Regions from separate parts of the Mus musculus genome. Here region 1 is linked to region 2. The links are chromatin contacts, found by Hi-C or POLR2A ChIA-PET in ENCODE. All regions are on one chromosome and are shown on one strand. The core of a region is the stretch at or near the end of the contact, and the rest is flanking DNA. Distances in the headings are between cores, read along the strand shown.

What was found. A loop is a pair of places that touch in the nucleus more often than their neighbours do. ChIA-PET counts read pairs that join two places held with the same protein, here RNA polymerase II (POLR2A).
Region 1: a loop to region 2 is called in a map of T-helper 2 cell, with 2.3 times the contacts of the local background. The contact joins the promoter of Myorg here to the promoter of Fam219a in region 2. A Hi-C loop is called at or near these places in 2 of 37 maps with a recorded cell type or tissue (T-helper 17 cell and T-helper 2 cell). POLR2A ChIA-PET finds 5 or more read pairs at or near these places in 4 of 5 experiments (Patski and embryonic stem cell).

Annotation. Positions count from the first base shown.
Region 1 is chr4:41,501,684-41,504,439 of GRCm38, reverse strand. Myorg (myogenesis regulating glycosidase (putative)) reads left to right here and starts at 1,365. Exons shown (of 2, transcript NM_001085515.2): 1 at 1,365-1,449.
Region 2 is chr4:41,567,948-41,570,877 of GRCm38, reverse strand. Fam219a (family with sequence similarity 219, member A) reads left to right here and starts at 1,340. Exons shown (of 6, transcript NM_001159583.2): 1 at 1,340-1,701. The coding sequence starts at 1,642. Dnaic1 (dynein, axonemal, intermediate chain 1) reads right to left here and starts at 1,084. Exons shown (of 20, transcript NM_175138.4): 1 at 860-1,084. The coding sequence starts at 886.

The DNA of each region.
Region 1 (2,756 bases), core at 116-2,615, 66 kb after region 2:
TGCAAAATACCGAGCAGAAACTGGGGTACTGCTAGTCTGGTCCTGAGTGCTGAGAACTGACAGTTCGGAACATAGGCTCTTTGGGTCTACAGGATCCCTCCAAGGCGTTCTTGACTGGGGTATTGACAGTGGGAAATGGGAGCACAGGTCATCCCAGAGTTTTTAAAGCCATTTTTACACTTTATCCATAACACGTGGAGATGAGAGGCCAACTTGAGGGAGTCTACCCTCTCCTTCCCAGCCTGGGGGTTCCAGAAATCCAACTTGGGTCAGTGAGCTTGCTTTATCTGCTTTCTATTTTCCAACCCTGTGCCAGTTCTTAAAAGAATACAGCTCCCCAGACCTTGAGGGAACAGATTCCTGAAGACTCCTGTCTTAGTCACTGTTCTATGGCATGGTGAAGAGACGCCATGACCATGGCAATTCTTTTTTTTTTTTTTTTTTTTGTTTTTTTTTGTTTTTTTTTTTTTTTTTTTTGGTTTTTTGAGACAGGGTTTCTCTGTATAGCCCTGGCTGTCCTGGAACCCACTCTGTAGACCAGGCTAGCCTTGAACTCAGAAATCCGCCTGCCTCTGCCTCCCGAGTGCTGGGATTAAAGGCGTGCGCCATCACGCCCGGCCATGACCATGGCAATTCTTATAAAATAATTTAATTGGGGTTTTACTTACAGTTCCAGAGGTTAGTCTGTGATCATAGCAGAGCATAGCAGCAGGAAGGTATGGTGGAGAAGCAGTTGAGAGTCCTCCCTTCTGATCTATAGGCAGAGGACTCTGAGCCTGGAATAGGCTTTTAAAAAGTCAAAACTCACCCCCAGTGACATACTTCCTCCAACAAGGTCACACTTACTCGAACAAGACCATGACTCCTAATCCTTGTAATCCTTTCAAAGAGTGTCATGCCCAGGCCCTAAGCATTCAAATATATGAGTCTGTGGGAGCCATTCGTATTCAAACCATCACAGATACGTCTTCCCCCCTTGCCTTGCTGTGCTCTTATACACATAGCAATCCTAGCATGGCGTTGCAAGAACCCTAACATTCAGCAAGAACCCCAACAATCAGCCACTCCTTCCTTCGGAACTACATCTCCCATAAGGCCTGGGGATGAGCCAGGCTAGCAATGGTCTGGCAAGGGCGGCGCCTGAGGCGGGAGGTGGAATCAAGCTAGAGGCGGGCCCAAAGGGCAGATCTGGGGCGGTGAGAAGAAAGTCTGTGCAAGGCACGCAGAGTGGGGGAGGGGCTGAGCGCCAGGGGTGGGGCTGGAGTCCCAGGCCTGAAACCACATTGGACGGCTGGGAGTGGCCTAGTAGCCGGAGGGCGGGGCGCAGGAGGGGCTCCACGGTGCCCAGCCAGGCAGCAACCCGCAGGGCTGTGGCTGATCAACTCCTGCTAGCGTAGAAAGATCAGCCGGAGGACCCTTCTCCCTTTCTTCCGTGTGGCGGTCACTGAGGTAGGTGAACCTAGTGGGAAGCCTTTGGGTCCCAGTGAGGGTGGTGAGTTTTCTAAGGAGCACACAGTTCCTGAACTTGCTCTAGTTGGTGGAGCGTCCCTGGACACCTGAACCCCTCCTCAGGCCAGAGCTTCCCAGCGGGCTACGGGCTCCTTGCCCTTCCCTCTGCCCCTTTGGATCGTGTGGGGTGTGGGGCCACCGGTGGGTGTGAAGTATTCCAGGCTGTGTTAGTGCAGTTACTTGATCCTTGTGGATCCCGTCCCTGAGCAGGGGAGGGAGATGGGCAGGATCGAATTGCCTTTGACATTTCCACTCCCCTCCCAACTGTGTCCGACAAAGGCCTCTGCCTCAAGTGGCTCAGTTATGCTGAGCTGGGCCCGCCCTTAAACTGTAGGCTTGGGACTTGCAGCCAAGACTGAGGTTGAGTGTGTAGCGAACAAGAGTTTTCTTAGGCTGAGCCACTCAGCAAACCCCACCTGCTAGCCTTAGCCTGTGTTGGCCAGCTGGCAGACTCGACAGATTATAGGGGTCTAGAACGCCACTAAGACTGGAGCCACAGAGTTCCTCCCCTCGGCTACAATAGCAGATGCCATTAAATTGCCCCTTTCACACCCCTAAAACCGTCCTGATCTGCCCGAGGCAAGCTGGATCTGCCGCAGCTTTTGAAAAGACAGACCTCACCCGTCCACACCCATTCTCATGGTGGAAGGTGGAGGCAGGAGGTTTGGATCCCAGTGGGTGGCTTCTGACGAGCTGTGTTTTCCCATCTATAAAATGGACAACAGCTCGCAGTGTTGCTGGTATTGGACGCTATGGGGTCATTTGGAAGAACATGGTGAGGCCCAACCAGGTGGGTGTTTAAATCTGTGGGCGCCAGTCCTTCATCGAAACCCTAATGGGTTCTGCCTGAGTTTTGAAAGGGCTTTGGAGGATATCATGGTGAGCTTCTCAGGCTCCCGGGGGTCATAAGATAAGACCAATTTAATATGTAAGCATTGGGGCTTAGGGAGTCTTTCCTATTCAGACTCAAACCCTCTCCTCTTAACCCCTTGATGCCCAGGATGTAGCCTTGCTTATGTTGAATGAACATAAGTGTACAGTAAGCCAATTTGGGGCCCCTGTAGTCTTCTTTGGGTTCCACTCAGCTTTGAGAGTATCAGTAAAAGACACTGCTACCCAAAGGAGGAGAGGGGATCTCTAACTTGTGTTAGAGATCAGAGCGGAAGTAGAGGCTGTTCCAGACTGTGCTTGGGTAGTGACCTGAGAGATTAGAGAGCTCTAGGGGGTGCGGGGTTTGGGGGAGAGGA
Region 2 (2,930 bases), core at 91-2,590:
TGAAGTCTTAGATATCATGGGCACAGATTTGCTCTCCAAACCTCAATATACCTAGGCTTAAGTATAGAAAAGCATTTTGTTTGTTTGTTTGTTTGTTTGTTTGTTTTTAAAGTAGATGCTCTGCTAGACGTTAGGAAATAAAAGCAATTTCTATAGGACAGAAAGAGTCATTCTTTTATATCGCAGAATGCTCCTTGAGAACCTGAGACTAGCTTATCATGTGTGGTGATTTGGGGAGTAATTCAACTCTCCTGTGAGAAGGGATAACATATTGCCAGGTGACAGAAACATAACGTTCACAAGGCTAAGTGAATGAGGGTCTTATAAGAAGGAAACTTGTGTTGGAGGGCAGGGAACATGGTTAGAAAAAGGGTCTTTTTTTCTTCCTCTCTGACTTCTTGCTCCAAATTCCTGCACACGATCTGTTCTATTCCGTGTCTCCTGTGCAGTTCTCATGCCCCCTCTCTGAGTTCCCACATGGCAAATGTCCCCACTTACTTAGCTCTGCAGTGACCATGCTGCAGTGTTGAATAAAAAAATCCACTGGGACAAGAATGAGAGGGGAATGAGGAAGGGACTCAGTGGAGTGTTGGGAGATTAAGGGCGAAGACAAGACAAGATGGGTCTGTGAAGAGATGGAAGTAATAAGAAAAAACCAGATTCGGTTAAAAGTAAAATGACTGTGGGTTCAGGAAAATTTGGGAGAGGAGGGCAGGATTTGTGAGAAAGAACAGGAGAATCAGGTCAGTGGGAACACAAACCAGGAGTCACAAGAAAGAGAGGTTGGAGGTCAACAGGAAATAACTGGCGGTTAAGGTCAGAGGTCTTCAGAAGACAGCAGGCCACAGTAAGACATTACCTGCTTACGAATCTGTTTCGAGGGCATTGCCGCAAGAATAGAAAGCACCTCACACCCTGAAAAACCTACAAAACGCTTCCTCTCCTGGGGAGTAGTTTCTCCTTCTTGACCACACACAGGAAGTGCAGACTCTCTTCCACTTCAATTCCCAGTCACCAGGGTTCTTCGGGGACAGCTGACGTTGTGGGTCCTCGCGCCCTTGTAGAACAGCATCAGCTCCTCCCTGACGCGGTTACCCAGCAACCGACAGGCACCGGGTGCGCAGGCGCACCTAGCGCCCCCTCCGGACACGGGGAGGAGGCGGAACTTGGGCGCGCAGGGATCCTCTGGCCCCGCTAAGCCCCGCCTCCGCAGAGAAAGATAAGTCCGCCCTCCGCGCAAGGAGCTCCCGCAAGTGGGAAGGGCTGGGGCACCCAGACACCGCCTTCTCATGAATAATGCAGGATCCGGGCGGTGTCCCGGACCCGGAAGTGGAGTTGCAGAGTCACCGCAGTGGCTGAGCTGCTGACAGGAGGCGGCGGCGGAGGAGGAGGCGAGGCAAGACCTGCGGCTCCGCGGGGCTACTGCCGCGGTAGCTCTAGGCAACCCCACGGAGCTACGCCGGTCTCAGTCATCCCGCGAGCCTCTCGCCGCCTATCCATCCTTCCATCCGCCTATCCGCCCGACCGGTCCAGGGCGGCCTAGTCTGCATAATCTGCCGGGCTTCTGGGGCCGCCGCCCCGCGCGGTCCCATCGGCGTCCCTGGCCGCGCCCGGCCCCTGGCCCGCTCGCCCGCCGGCACCATGATGGAGGAGATCGACCGGTTCCAGGTGCCCACCGCGCACTCGGAGATGCAGCCGCTGGTGAGGGGGCGGGCGGCGGAGAGGCCAGGGCCGGGAGGGGCGCCGCTGGAGGGGAGGGAAGGAACTAGGCCGTGGGGATTGTGCGAGGGGGCGCCATCTGATAAGGTAGAGGGAGTCCTGAAAACGCTTTGCCGGGGGAGGGAGATTTGCAGAGCGAGAAAACCGTGGGAGATTACCAGCGGTGCGAGCGAAGGACCTGAAAGGGCGGAGGGCACGGTCAGCAGATGCAGAACGCCGTCGGATAGGACCAAGGGAGGCACTCTAGTGCACACCTCTAGTGGAGGGCAATTTAGGAGGATGTCACAGAGCATCTTTGGCAGCAAGCCCGGGGGGTCGGATGAGAAAGGCGTTTAGCTCCCCGAGGCCTGTGATGCTCAGGGCGAGGGAGGAGGCCAGCAGATCAGTCTAAGGAGGAAAGGAAATAGGCCTTTAGAAAAGGAGAGGCCTGCCCGCCGGTCCTTTAGATAAATATAGCAAAGCTGAGCAGGAACCAGGCCTTGATGGGGGCAGAGGTTCATTGCAGAACCTGGGAATTTCCTTCCTCTCGAGAGAGGAGCCCCATTTCGATCTGGGGGCATCGGGAAGGGGAAGAGTTTGCGGTGGCGAGATGGAGACTCAAGGGTGTCCATGGGAAGGTATCTCCAGGATAAGAGGTGGAGCTGTGCTGAAGTGGGCCGTGCCGACCGGTTCGGAATTCGGAAGAGCCCCTATCATCTTAGGCCTACGTGTTTGGAGTCTTTGCTGGGCGGGGATCCTGCCTCCGGTCCGTGGTCCTGGAGTCAGGCAGGAATGATGTCATCGATGCCGGCGCCGAGGGGATGGAAGGGGGAGGGCGATGCCAGTTTATGGAGGCATGGCCTAAAGAAGAAGGTGCCTCCTGGCCATTGCCCTGAGGCTACCTGACTGTCATTGCTGTCAGCATATGGGTAGGAAAGTCAGAGGCCTAGCCAGCTGGCCTAGAGAATAGAGAGGAAAGAATGTAGAGGCCATGTTCATTGCTTAACCCACCTTGGGGCCTGTGCTAGTAAGATCTAAAACGAGGCGTGATAGGCCAGGAACCAATAGGTAATGGATGCCTTGCTCTCTGCTGGAGCCAACCTGTGCTCTCCAACTCCTGAAGCTTGAGGGCTCCCCACGTCTCTTCCCTCTGTGTTAGTCAGGGTGGCCCAGAATAGCTTCTTCCCTTGGGCCTTCGGCTCCCAAACTGACAGGTAGGCTTTGTGGTTTCC